Regions from separate parts of the Homo sapiens genome. Here region 2 is linked to region 1. A link is an interaction called in ENCODE POLR2A ChIA-PET data of the cell type or tissue named here. Cell type or tissue: K562. All regions are shown on one strand. Links, peaks and the distances in the headings refer to the core of each region. The heading gives the core; the rest is flanking DNA.

Region 1 (6,612 bases), core at 4,109-6,608:
TGCCCTTATTTGGCCAGGCCAGCTCCAGGCTGGGTCTCCACCCCCGGCCCAGCCCCCGCAGGCCTGTCTCTCTCACTTCGTCTTTTTGAGGTTTGGCTCTGGGGCTCTGGGGCTCTGGGGCCCTGGCGGGCGTCACTTCAAACGCACTTTCTGGTTGAGTCACTTTTTAACGGCTCCAGTGCTGTGAGCTGCTGCTGCTGCTGGGTCCCTGGCCTTGGGGGCCAACCCTCCCCCATTTGACTGCTTAATAGGCTCTGAAGGAAAGGGCTGGGGAGGCCATCTGCTGCTGGAGAGACTCTGCGGGCCACCTGGCCACCCAGTTAGGCCCCTCTGCCCCCCAACCCACAAGCCTGGGCCAGAGGGTCCGCCCTGGGTCGCTCCCACTGCTTTTTCCAACGGGGTTGTGAGGGGAGAACAGGTCTTCACAGAAGACCTGTTCTTTGGGGACTTTGAATTGAGCTCCCTCTGGGGAACAGAAACGGGGTGCCCGATTTTCAGGAAGGTGAAACTTAACCTCGCTGAGTTTCCGGTTCCTCATCTCTGAGATGGGGATACCATCACTTACCTCACTGGGTCAGCATGACGATCAAGCGAGATTCAGATTGAGTGTGTTTCATCAAGTTCTCTAGCTGCCTGGGCTGCCTCCCTTCCCTCGGCCCCGAGTGCAGAACGTGGAGGTGAACGGGATGAATCCAAGCTGGTTCGCAGGGCAGTCCTCACTGAGCAGTCTCTTTCCAACTCTCACCACCTTTTCCAGCTGGTCCTGGGATGTGAGGAATCCTGTTGGGGGCAGGAGGCTGGCAGGAGGAAATAGATAGCTCTTTGCCCCTTGTTTCCAGACAAGATAAGGGGAGAATTCTACTAGAGCCATTCCTAGCCACCCTGCCTTCTCTGCATTTTGGGAGGTGTGCCCTCGAGCCAGCTGAGAAGATACCATGGCTGCCTGGGGGCTGGGCAGGATTTGGAACACAGATACTGCTGCTTCCTCCTGCGAGGTCTCTGGGCTCCTGTGCTCTTGGGGACTTCCTAGAGCACAAACAAGTCTTTTGGTCAACTCCCTCCCCATTTTTATAGGTGAAGAAACAGGCTGGGGTTTAGGGGCAGATTCAGTGACTGGCCCAGAATTGTACCATAAATAATCACAGGGTGAGGATTAGACCCCTAGTTTCTTGACACTTAATTTTATCCTCTGCTTGGTGATCCTGATGTTGGGATAGGGAGTGGGGCTGATGAGGGATTGTAGTGGGTTCCAGGCAGAAAACCAGCTCTTGGACCCCCTCCCTGTCCCCGCCACACATACACACACAATTTATTTGCAGCAGTTGGAACTGGAGCAGGTGCAGCTATGCAAGTTAAACCCAGCACCTGTGTGTGGAGAGAGTCCAGAGGGAGCTTTCATCTCTCCACTTGTGTCCCCAGAAGATCCCAGAGGAGAAAGCTTCTGGTTTCACGGCCACTCCCACAGCAGTGGTCAGGGTAGCCTTCCTCACACCCACACCCCCTTTCCACCCAGCCCGTCCTGCCTTTTCCCAGATGTTGTGGAAAGAACCCAACTTGGCCCTAACTTGTTTTGTGACCTCAGGCTGCCTTCTGCCTCTCTCTGGGCTTGCAGCTCTGTTTCCTGACTCGGGACCAGTTGCTGCCTAACCTTGCTGCTTAAAAGTCCTTGGGTCTTATGATCCCAGGAGATCTGAGCCAGAACCCTGCCCCAGTGCGAAGTGACCTCCTAGTGTGGGCCACTGTGCATTGGAGCTGCCCCTTGCCAGACAGAGTAGAGCAGGAGAGTATGAAATTAAACCTAGGGGAGTCTGGTACGAGCAGGCAGGGGCTGAGGGGCAGCCAGTTTGCCCGCCCTCCTTGCCTGGAGGCCCTTTAGCACTCCTTGTGCTCCCAAGGCTCTGAGATGAGACAGATCTTCTGAGGTGCTGAGATGATCTCTGTAGGGGACATGGGCTGTCTTAGGTTCTTAAGGCACTTGCCTCTCTTGGCACCTGCTTCCCTTGGCTGCCCCTCCAGGGAGATGGGGAAGGGTCTCAACATTTGGGACTATTGACTCCAATTTGCTTTAGCCCCATTTTGCAATGCTAGGGGCTCAGTTTCCCTCCTTTGTGGCCAGGCCTGTCCCCAACTGTAGCTTACTGGAGGGCGGGTCTGCTCTGCCTTCTGGACTTCCTGTTTGTGAGTGGTTAAGTCTGTGGCTTCTCTCTTGTTGGCTCTTTGTAAGGCAGGTTATCTGGGCTGCCATCTCCCACTGGCTGCTTGCCTGCCTGTGAGTGAGGGCCCCAGGCCCATGCAGATGGCAGGGAAGGGTTGGTTTTCTTTTCTGCCTTCATGTGCGGACAATGAGCTTGTGTCATTTCTTCCACCCTCTGGGCCTGCTCTCCTTACAGGCATTAGGCCTTCAAAAGACAATTTTCTCCCTGTTTCTCCTCCTTGCCCAATCTCTCCTTCTAAACCCTCTTCCACCTGTACTCACATTCTCCAGGAAGCCTTCTCTGATGGGACTCCTGTGACTCTAAGGTTGCTACTACAGCATCCAACATCCCAGCCCCTTGGGCCCTGGCAACTGCCACCTGGGATGGCCTTGTGCCTGTTGCCGTTACTATGTTAAATGTAGATGTGTGTGTCTACTTCACCCTCAGATTCAGTGCTCACTAGAAGTAGGAACCAAGTGTCCCCATCAGACCTGAAGCTCTGCCCCTGCTTTGGGTACAAGACACTCACTTGCACTGACACACACACTCGTACACACTGCCTATCAGGCTGGGAGTGCCCAAGGACAGGTCCTGTGTCCTTTTCTCTGCCGGCTCACCTTTGCCTACCCACAGCCTCAGCTTGGCACACAGAGATGGTTGTCCCCCAGGTCGGTAAGGTGGGGGTGGCAGTGAGGGACCATGAGCCTGGAGCCCTCCAGGATTCCAAGCCCAGATCCCTCTATCCTGATGAAGGGCTGTTCCCACCTTGTTCCTGCCGCCCCCGCCCCCTACTTCCTCTGAGCAAGAATCTGAATGTCAGAACCAGGGAGGGCCGTGGGGGACTTTTGACAGCAAGTCCAAGTGAGCCAAGGTTGCCCAGTGACAGCCTGCTTGAACCTGGATCGGCCGCCAAGGAGGCGGAGTTTGAAGTATCAACTTGAACTCCTCTCTCCACAAAGACATCAAGGGTTTGGTTTTTCTCATCCTGGGGAACTCAGGCAACAGGTGGCTTTGGAGGCAGGAGTGGGAGCCAGGCCACTCTCACAGAGGTACTTATGTTCTGAATCCACCCCCAGCTCCTTCCAGTCACCCTGTCAAGCACTGGCCCCAGATTCCCAGGTGACCCTCCCTGTGTCTCTTGGGGAGGACGCAGGTGTGTCCAGGAGTGTAGATAGGCCTCCTCTAGGTGTGTGTACAGGACTGCGGGGTGTGTCGGCGACAGCGTGTCTGTGTCTGAATGTTTTGGGCTCTCTGGGCCGCTGTGTCTGCATGTGTGTTTCCATGCAGGCACTGGCTGCTCTTCCCTCAGGCACCTGCTGGTCAGTCACACAGGCCACGCATCTGGGTGGTGGCAGCCTACGTCAGGCTTCGAGTCCAGCAGCCTTGTTCCAGTCACAGGTGGACGGCCCATTCCATGTATCCTAGCCATTCTCACAAAGTTTCTTATTGTCTCTGTATTCTTATTTTAGACTCTGCCCCTTCCCCTGTCCTTGATTTTGTCTCTGGCCCTGTACCATTTCTTCTGGTTTGAGGCCCAGCAGAGTCGGGAGTCATCGCTGGGCTGGGGAAAGTCCAGGTCCTCATTCCATCCTTCTTTAGCCCCAGCCTCGGGATGGGAACCAGCAGAGGGCCTAGACTATCCAGAAACCCCCTGACCCCAGAAGCTCCGTTGACAGAGAAGCTGGGCCCTAAGCTCTCTTCTCAAAAAAAGAAAATAGATAAATAAAAATAAAAACTATTGGTGGTCTTTAGGCATTGAGGTTGTACAGAGAAAATCAGCCTCTGTTGTCACAAGACAACAGGCAGCAGGGACACCTCACCCTGCTCAGGACAGGAGAAGGGCTAGATTGGAGACTGTTGGAGCCATGTGTGTCCCTTGGAACCTCAGCTCTGACTCGCCACAGGTCACATGCTGAGGGGTCTATGGCATAGCTGGGCCCAGAAGCCGGGCTCCTGGGTCCCATTCTGTGACTCTCTTTTGTGGGGACAGGACGCCTCTGAAGTGAGGGCTATGGAGGCATCATAAGCAGGAGTAGGAGGTAAGATGCTCTCAGGGGAGGAGCCCTGAAGAATGGGGGTCCAGGAACCCAGGTTACTGCACAACTTTGATATTCTTATCCTCTTATCGCCTGGGGCAGCCACTTCCCCTCCACCCAGGTCAGAGGCAGCGGTGGTCTCTTAAAGGAGTATCGCCCCATTTCTGGCCAGCTGGCCCTGCAAGGCAACCCTCCTCACCACTTTCTCTTTAGACTCAAGGGGGTGAAAGGCCCCATTCCCCCTTTCTCTGTCCCATTTTAGGGACCTGGGAATGGGGCAACTTTCCAGGTTGAAGGACCCCCTTCCTGGAGGGAAGGATGTGGGGCCATCTCCCTCCCCACTGCCCCCATGCCAGTCCTCTTCTAGGCCCTGAATCTGACAGCTCCCTAAGGTCTGTGTGGGCCTAAACGGAGGACCCAGAGAAGAGGTCCATGGCCTTCTGGGAAGGAGTCACTGGGTGGTTTTCTCTCTACCGCTCCTACCTCCCCAAACCCATTCCTCTTGCTTCCAGAGCCAAGCCCATGGAGAGGCTTGGAGAACGCTGGGGGAAGATGGTATGGGCTGGGCTCAGCCGACGCTGTCCCCTGCCCACCCCCACACCCTACTCCCCTCCCCCAGCCAGGGGCCCTGGGCTGGGCAGCTTCCTGCCTTCCCCATGGGGAAATCGGGGGTGGCATGCAGGTGGGTGGGCCCCATGCCCACATCCGGTGGCCGCCAGAACCTTCCCTCGAGCCTCTTTCCCGCCACTCCTCCAAGCCCCCTTCTCTCCGCATAGCACCTGTGCCCCACCTTAGGACCTGATCCTCACCCAGCTCTGCCCTGCCCTCTTGTCCCCACAGGTCCCAAAGAGAGCGTGAACACCTAGCCTAGTGCCATCAGTCCACCGGGCCTGAGAGTGTCCCCCGCACTGTGCCCTGCAGGCTGAGGCTGCAGGAGGGGTGGCTTTGTGGGGTGCTGAGGACAACAGTCTCCATGGACGCCCTTCATGCATCAGCACCTCCATGGCCCTCGGGAGCACACGCAGAGGAGCCAGGGCCTGGCCTGAGTGTTGGGAAGGGAAGGGAGTTTTCTGGGCTGAGGTCAGCAGCGGTGGGGCTCAGAGAGAAGGTCCTTTTCTTGTGCTGGAATTCTGGACTCCCCGTTTTGGGCACTCACCGAGGGCCCTGTCGAGGAGCCCTGGTCTTCTGGGGTCACCCTCAATGCCCTGAGTCAGTCCCAGGCTCTTGAGCCATCCCTTGGAGCTGGTGCCACGGGGGGAAGGGCAGCTGGGGCCGGAAGCCACCTGCCCAGGGCATGAGAGAGGGTCCCCAGCCCTCCCGCGGGCCCACCCCCTTCTGTTTCCTGTCAGTCTGTCCTCCCCAGGGAGGGAGGGAGGGAGGGCGCTCATCCCCTGCGGGCGGGGGCGGGGCGCGCTCTGAGACCGTTGGGCGCCCTGAGATCTGGCCCACGTGGCCTCGGGGTTATAAGCCCTGCCCTCCCTGAAGGGAACCCCACTTCGGAGCCTGGAGCACAGGGCGAGCTCTCCTCCGCCCTGCAGCCTCAGGTAAGGATCCGGACCTTCACTGCTGCCCCAACTGGGGCTCCTCAGCTCGGGGCCTCTAGGGGCTTGGGCTGCTGGTCTGGGTGGAGGCGCGTTGGGGGTGTCGAGGAGCTTGGGTGCAAGCCCCATGCGGGAAGCTCAGGGCAAAGCGCCTTGAAACCCTCTCTAGTGAAGGAAGGTAAAATGGCTCCGGGACCCCAGGCGGGGAAAGAGGTGTCCAAGGAGGAGGGCTGGAGAGTAAGGCGGGGATGGCAGAGGGTACGCAGAGGCTGAGAAGTGGGACCAGTGTCTCAAGGGGCGCCAGCCTCTTCCTCCGCCCAACATGGCCACCATTTTTGTTGGGATAGCCTTGGGCTCCTGCCAGGGGAACAGCAGGGCAGTGAGGGAGTCAGGACTTTGGGCTGGTGGGGAGGCCGAGAATCAAGGCTCTGGGGAGTCAGGACTTTGGGGCTGGTGGAGTGGCTGGGGACTGAGGCCCTGGGGGGTCAGGACCTTGGGCTGCTATGGAGGCTGGGACTGAGGCTCTGGGGGAGTCAGGACCTTGAGCTGGTGGGGAGGCTGGGAATTGAGGCCCTGGTGTGTTCAAGACCTTGGGCTGGTGGGGAGGCCAGGGCCTGAGGCCCTGGGGGGTCAGGACCCTGGGCTGTTGGGGAGGCTGGGGACTTAGGCCCTGGGGGGTCAGGATCTTGGGCTGGTGGGGAGGCTGAAGGGTGGGGACTGAGGCTCTGGGCAGTCAGGACCTCACGGTTGGGGTGGACTGGAGACCAAGACCTTGGCAGGGGAGCTGTGGCTGCCTCATTTGGACGCTGGAGGGTGGCTAGCGTGGCTGGAAGCGGCCAG
Region 2 (7,350 bases), core at 1,801-4,300, 100 kb before region 1:
ATGAAGTTGCAAATGATTCTGCTCTGATAGACCTTGGCCTAGCAGTTGGTCTATGAAAACATGGCTATATGTAAGGTCCCATGGCATTAAGAGACCTTAACCAAAGTCAATGTGTGAGATTAATATACTGCTCATTAAAAACAGTACAGCATATGGTTAGAAAGAAAGCTTTTGGTGTTAGAAAAACCTGCATTAAAACCTGGATTCTGCTCTTTACTGTGTGACCTTGGACGTGTTTACCTAACTGAGCTTTGGTGTCCTCATCTGCAAAATGAGGAATATGGATTATAATGATATAAATCATAGAACTGGCTTAGTATTATGCTGGGTTACATAGTAAGTAGTCCATACATAGTAGCAATAGAATTTTAGCTATTTTTATAACATTTACTTTTTTTTTTTTTTTTTTTTTGAGATGGAGTCTCGCTCTGTCGCCCAGGCTGCGGTGCAGTGGCGTGATCTTGGCTCACTACAAGCTCCACCTCCCAGGTTCACACCATTCTCCTGCCTCAGCCTCCCGAGTAGCTGGGACTACAGGCGCCCGCCACCATGCCCGGCTAATTTTTTGTATATTTAGTAGAGATGGGGTTTCACCATGTTAGCCAGGATGGTCTCGATCTCCTGCTCGCCTCAGCCTCCCAAAGTGCTGGGATTACAGGCATGAGCCACAGCGCCCAGCCAATATTTACTGTTCTTATGTTTATTACCACTGGTTACTTTTCAGATGGCTAGTCTCTATTTATTTATTTATTTGTTTATTTATTGAGCTGGAATCTCACTCTGTTGCCTAGGCTGGAGTGCAGTGGCGTGATCTCGACTCACTGCAACCTCCGCCTCCTGGGTTCAAGCGATTCTCGTGCTTCAGCCTCCCAAATAGCTGAGACTACAGGCATGAGCCACCACACAACTGATTTTTGTATTTTTAGTAGAGATGGGGTCTTGCCATGTTGGCCAGGTTGGTCTTGAACTCCTGACCTCAGGTGATCTACCCACCTTGGCCTCCCAAAGTGCTGGGATTACAGGCATGAGCTACTGCACCCCGCCTTAGTCTCACTTTAAATTCACGTAGGCTGTCAGTGTTGCAGCAGTCCTATAATATTTTCTAGTCAATATATTCCCCATTCTCCAAAGCCACTCTATTATATCCTGTCCTCTCTGCTCCGTTTCCAACACTCCTCCTCTCTCTTCATTCGTGGCTGTGACCCTGTTTTATATCTTACTGAGAAAATAGAAGCAGCTAGAATGAAGCTTTCATATCTTCCCACCAACATATTTATCAGTCTACTTCCAATTGTAACCCTACACGCTGCCTTTCCTTCTGTTATAATGGAAAAGGGCCAGTCCTTTCATTTGTATACAGAATCCTGTCCCCTTTGGTGTACTCACAGACTTAGGACCTACTGCTATCCCCCTTACTCTTCAATAATCACATTGTATCTTTATTTTTGCTTTCCCCCTAAGGCAGAGTCTTCCTCTGTCATCCACGCTGGAGTGTAGTGGTGTGAATACAGCTCACTGCAACCTCGACTTCCCGGCTCAAGCAATCCTCCCATCTCAGCCTCCTGAGTAACTGGGACCACAGGCTCATGCCACCATGCCCAGCTAATTTTTTTAATTTTTATAGAGACAGGGTCTTGCCATGTTGCCCAGGTTGTCTTGATTTCCTGGTCTCAAGTGATCCTCCTGCCTTGGCCTCCAAAGTGCTGGGATTATAAGAGTGAGCCACAGTGCCTGGCCACATTTTATCTTTTTTTTTTTTTTGAGATGGAGTCTAGCTCTGTTGCCAGGCTGGAGTTCAGTGGCAAGATCTCGGCTCACTGCAACCTCCGCCTCCCAGGTCAAGCGATTCTCCTGCCTCAGCCTCTTCCCAAGTAGCTGGAATTACAGGCACGCGCTGCCACATCCAGCTAATTTTTGTATTTTTAGTAGAGATGGAGTTTTACCTTGTTGGCCGGGATGGTCTCGATTTCCTCCCAAAGTGCTGGGATTATAGGCATGAGCCACTACGCCCGGCCTAACATTTTATCTTTTATGTTAGATAATTCCCATCAGCATGCAAACATGTCGTCATAGGTTCTATGTTTTAAAAATCCCTTTGGGCCAGGCACAGTGGCTCACGCCTGTAATCCCAGCACTTTGGGAGGTTGAGGCGGGTGGATCACCTGAGGTCAGGAGTTCTTGACCAACCTGGCCAATATGGTGAAACCCCGTCTCTACTAAAAATACAAAATTAACCAGGCGGGGTGGCATGCGCCTGTAATCCCAGCTACTCGGGAGGCTGAGGCAGGAGAATCAATTGAATCCGGGAGGCGGAGGTTGCACTGAGCCAAGAACACGCCACTGCACTTCAGCCTGGGCGACAAGAGTGAAGCTCCATCTAAAAAAAAAAAAAAAAAAAATCCCTTTGACCTTTCCTTCATACCTCCATGTAGCTATTCCTCTACTTTTTCTGCTTTCCTTAGAGCAAAGCTCCTTGGAAGCATATCCTTACTTCAACTACTCCAAGCAGATTTTTCTTTCTTCTGCTCAACTGAAACTTCATTTGTCAAGGTTTCCAATGACTGCCATGTTGCCAAATCCAGTAGCCAATTATCAGTCCGTATTTTACTTAATTCACCTCAGCAGCATTTGAACAGATTATTTCAACCTTCCTGAAATGCTTTCTTCTGGCTTGTGGAACATCTCCCTTTCCTAGTTTTCACTGGCCAACTCTGTAGTTTCTTTTACTGAATACTCTTCAACTTTCCTAATTTCTAAATATTGATGAACCCCAGAGCTCAATTCTTTCTCTCTCTCTATTCAATTCCTAGGTAATCTTAACCAGTCTCATGCTTTTATTATCACCTTTGTAGTGGTGTCTCCGAAATCTGTATCTTAAGTCTCAATCTTCTCTGAACCTCACTTGTATACACTACTGCCTACGCTACGTCTTTGGATGTCCAGTAGGTGTCCCAAGCTTAATATATTCTACCTTTTCCCCAATTTTACTTATTTACTTATAAATAAATAGTATTGGCCAGGCGTGGTGGCTCATACCTGTAATCCCAGCACTTTAGGAGGCCAAGGTGGGCAGGTCACTTGGGCTTAAGCGAGACTAGCTTGGCCAACATGGTGAAACCATGTCTCTACAAAAAACATGCTTGGTGGCAGGTGCTTGTGGTCCCAGCTACTCGGAAGGCTGAGGTGGGATAATTGCTTGAGCCTGGGAGGCAGAGGTTGTAGTGAGCTGTGATTGTGCCACTGCACTCCAGCCTGGGCAACAGAGCAAGACCTTGTCTCAGATGAATGAATGAATGAATGAATGAATGAATGGTACTTCTAGTCATCTGGTCAGCCACAACTCTTGGAGTCTCCCTTGACTCCCTTCTCTCACATGTCCAGTCCATCAGCAAATCTTATCAGCTCACTGTAGATGCAGATCCAGAATCTGACCATTTCTCACCTCCTTTATTTGGTGTCGCCATGGTCCAAGCTACTACTTTCTCTTGCCTAGATGACTGCAGTAGCTTCTTAAGGTTTTTCTGCTTCTGCTCTTGGCCCCTACAGTCTTTCTGCCAGAGTGATCTCTTAAATCAGTAATTATTTTCCCATCTAAATTTATTTAATAGTTTTCTATATATATATATGTAGAAGAAAATCTGAGAATCCTTACTGTGGTCTTCAAGATGCTGAATGATTTGGCTCCTGGCAACTGTTCTGGCTTCATCCCCTACCACCTTCTATCTCCCTCATCTAGTCCAGCCCCAGCAGTTTCTTCACTATTGTTTAAGCATACCAAGAATGCTCCAGCCTTTACACTTGCTATTGTCTCTGCCTGAAATGTTTTTCACCCAGATTTTCACATGGTGTGTTCCTTCATTTCATTCAGTCCTCTGCTCAGATGCCAGATCATCACAGAAATCTTCCTGACCATGCCATCTGAAATGGCACCCTGTTCCCCATGTCCTGCCCTCCTTCAGTCTTTATTCTTCTTTGTTTTTCTTCTGCAGTGCCTATTACTACTTGCTATTTTTCTATAATTCCCACCCCCACTCTTTCTAGAAGGTTGGTTCTCTGTGGTTGTTTTACCCATTGTTGTATCCCCAGGACCTAGAATATTACCTGTGGCACTCCTTGTTGGATAAATAAATGAATGAGTTGCTTTTTTTCTCCATATACATTCTTATCTTACTAATGTACTTTTTAAAAATTTATGGAAAAATGCAGTCTTTTAAAAAATTGTGATAAATGCTCATAAAATTTACCATCTTAACCATTTGAAAATGTACAGTTCAGTTAATGCCACTGCTACCATCACCACCATTTCTCTCCAGAACTCTTTTCATCTTGCAAAACTGAAACTCTATACCCATTAAACAGTAAGTCTCCATTTCCACTGTCCCCTGAATGCTGGTAGCCACCATTCTACTTTCTGTGTCTGTGTCTATGTCTACATTTTGTCTCTATGAGCAGTCTTTTAGTTAACCACTAAGAGGTAAGGTTTGAATATTTGGGAAGTCAAACCACCCTCAGGTTTCTTTTAGCAAGTACTTACTGAATGCCTGCCTTGGGCTTGGTACTGTGCTAGGTCCAATAGGGTTACACAAGTGGTGTCTTCTACAGTTCTCTTCTGCTGGAAACAAGAATTGTGTATGTTTTACAAAAGACACCATTCCATATCTCATTACCATGCTCTGATACTGAAAACTAAGATATGTTTTGGTATGTGTATTAGTCAGGGTCTTACAGAGTGATAGAACCAATAGGATATATATGGTCATGCACGGCATAATGACATTCAGTCAATGACAGACCATATATATGGAACAGTGGTCCCGTAAGATTGTAAATAATGACATTCAGTCAATGACAGACCATGTATATGGAACAGTGGTCCCGTAAGATTGTAACACTGTAGTTTTATGGTACCTTTTCTATGTTTAGATACATAAATACTTACTATTGTGTTATAATTGCCTACAGTGTTCAGCATAGTAACTTGCTGTACTGGTTTGTATCCTAAGAGAAATAGGCTATACCATATAGCCTTGGTATGTGTGTTAGTCCGATTTCACACTGCTGATAAAGACATACCCGAGACTGGGCAATTTACAAAAGAAAGAGGTTTAATAGACTTACAGTTCCACGTGTCTGGGAGGCCTCACAATCATGGTGGAAGGTGAAAGGCATGTTTCACATGGCAACAGACAAGAGAAGAGAGCTTCTGAAGGGAAACTCCCCCTTATAAATCCATCAGGTCTCATGAGACTATTCACTATCATCAGAACAGCACGGGAAAACCTGCCCCCATGATTCAGTTACCTCCTACCAGGTCTCTCCCACAACATGTGGGAATTCAAGGTGGGATTTGGGTTGGGGACAGCCAAACTATATCAGTATGTAGTAGGCTATACCATCTAGGTTTGTGTAAATATACAATGTGATATTTGTGCGGGGACAAAATCACCTGATGACACATTTTTCAGAACATATCCCCATTGTTAAGTGACTCCTGACTGTATATAGACATATAAGAGGGGATTTATTAGGGAAATTGGCATATACTGTTATGGAGGCTGAGAAGTCCCACACAAGCTGTCTGTAAGCTGGAGACCCTGGCAGTGTAGCTCAGTCCAAGTGTAAAGGCCACAGAACCAGGGAAGCCAATGGTGTAACTTGTCCAAGACTAGAGCCTAAGAGCCAAGGGGGCTTGTGGTGTAAGTCCCAGAGTACAAAGGCTGGGGAGTCTAGAGTTTTGATGTGCAAGGACAGGAGAGGAAGAGTGTACCCCAGCTGCAGACACACTTGCCTTTTCTCCATTTTTGTTCTCTCTGGGCCCCTGGCTGACTGGATGGTGCCTACCCATATTGAGAGCAGATCTTCCCCACCTAGTCCACTCAGACTCACATGCTAATCTTCTCTAGAAACACAGACACATATCCAAAGATAATGCTTTACCAGGCCAGGTACAGTGGCTCACACCTGTAATCCTAGTACTTTGGGAGGCTGAGGTGGGTAGATAATCTGAGGTCAGGAGTTCAAGACTAGCCTGGCCAACATGGCAAAACCCCATCTACTAAAAATACAAAAATGAGCCGGGTGTGGTGGTGGGTGCCTGTAATCCCAGCTACTTGGGAGGCTGAGGCAGGAGAATTGCTTGAACCTGGGAGGCAGAGGTTGCAGTGAGCCCAGATTGCGCCACTGTGCTCCAGCCTGGGAGACAGAATGAGTGAGACTCCATCTGAAAAAACAAAACAAAACAAAACAAAAACAGTAAAAAAAACAAAGATAATGCTCTACCAGATTTCTAGGTATTTCTTAATCCAATGAGGTTGACAAAGTCAACCATAACTATGAATTTTGTATTTATAGCCATTTCCTGCTTTCCCCTTCTTTTTGTCTGGTCATTTCAAATTGACAGGAAAATATACCTTTTTTTTTTAAGGTAAAATTAACATAGAATTAAACATTTAATTTTTTTTTTTTTTTACAGAGTCTTGCTTTGTTGCCCAGGCTGGAGTGCAGTGGTGTGATCTTGGCTCACTGCAACCTCCACCTCCTGGGCTCAAGTGATTCTCCTGCCTCAGCCTCCCAAGCAGCTGGGATTACAGGCGCCCGCCACCATGCCCGGCTGATTTTGTATTTTTAGTAGAGATCAGGTTTCACCATGTTGGCCAGGCTGGTCTCAAACTCCTGACCTCAGGTGATCCATCCACTTCGGCCTCCCCAAAGTGTTGGGATTACAGGTGTGAGCCACCACGCCTGGCCAAACATTTAGTTTTTTAGTTTTTATTTTTTTAGACAGGGTCTTGCTCTGTCCCCCAAGCTGGGGTGCAGTGGTATGATCTTGGCTCACTGCAACCTCTGCCTGCTGGGCTCAAGCAATCCTCCTGCCTCAGCCTCCTGAGACTACAGGCATGGGCCACCATGCCTCGCTATAAGTTAAACATTTTAAAGTGTACGATTAAGTGGCATATAGTACATTCATAATGATATACAACCTCCACCTCTATTTAGTTCCAAAAGATTTTCAGCACCCCAAAAGAAAAACCCATAACCATTAAACAGTTGTTCCATATTCCCACCTTTCCCCAGCCCCTGGCAACTACCAATCTGTTTTCTGTCTCTATGGATTTACTTATTCTGAATGTTTTATATAAATGAAATAATGCAATATGTGTGTGACATTTGTGTCTAACTTACTTTACTAAGCATAATGTTTTCTAAGGTTCATCCACATTGTAGCATGTAAATCAGTACTTCATTTCTTATTATGGCTGAATAATGTTATGTTATATATGTATACCACAATTTGTTTATCCATTTATTAACTGATGGGCATTTGGGCTTTTTCTATGTTTTGCCTATTGT

What was found. Peaks named below come from ENCODE experiments on the same cell type or tissue, not always from the same donor. Only the 100,000 strongest peaks of a DNase experiment are listed, where the experiment ranks them.
Region 2: POLR2A ChIA-PET joins it to region 1 with 10 read pairs; 10 of 35 experiments call an interaction of 5 or more read pairs at or near these places.

What each region holds. Positions count from the first base shown.
Region 1 is chr17:58,331,633-58,338,244 of GRCh38, reverse strand. It overlaps TSPOAP1-AS1 (TSPOAP1, SUPT4H1 and RNF43 antisense RNA 1), which reads right to left. Exons shown (of 5, transcript NR_038410.1): 3 at 566-797. MIR142HG (MIR142 host genes) reads left to right here and starts at 5,725. Exons shown (of 1, transcript NR_186557.1): 1 at 5,725-6,612. It overlaps MIR4736 (microRNA 4736), which reads left to right and starts at 2,223; the gene lies at 2,223-2,269. RefSeq lists enhancers at 1-217, 188-397, 4,578-4,667, 5,258-5,327, 5,828-5,897 and 8 more and a silencer at 5,408-5,717. In K562, for the core only: no CTCF peak of the experiment used is centred there; DNase peaks (open chromatin) are centred at 4,315, 5,664 and 6,438; H3K4me3 peaks cover 2,500 bases.
Region 2 is chr17:58,428,961-58,436,310 of GRCh38, reverse strand. All of the region lies in intron 5 of HSF5 (heat shock transcription factor 5), which reads left to right. Among named protein-coding and RNA genes, the nearest start is that of RNF43, 15 kb to the right of the region's middle. In K562, for the core only: a CTCF peak has its summit at 2,944 (motif pointing right); no DNase peak of the experiment used is centred there.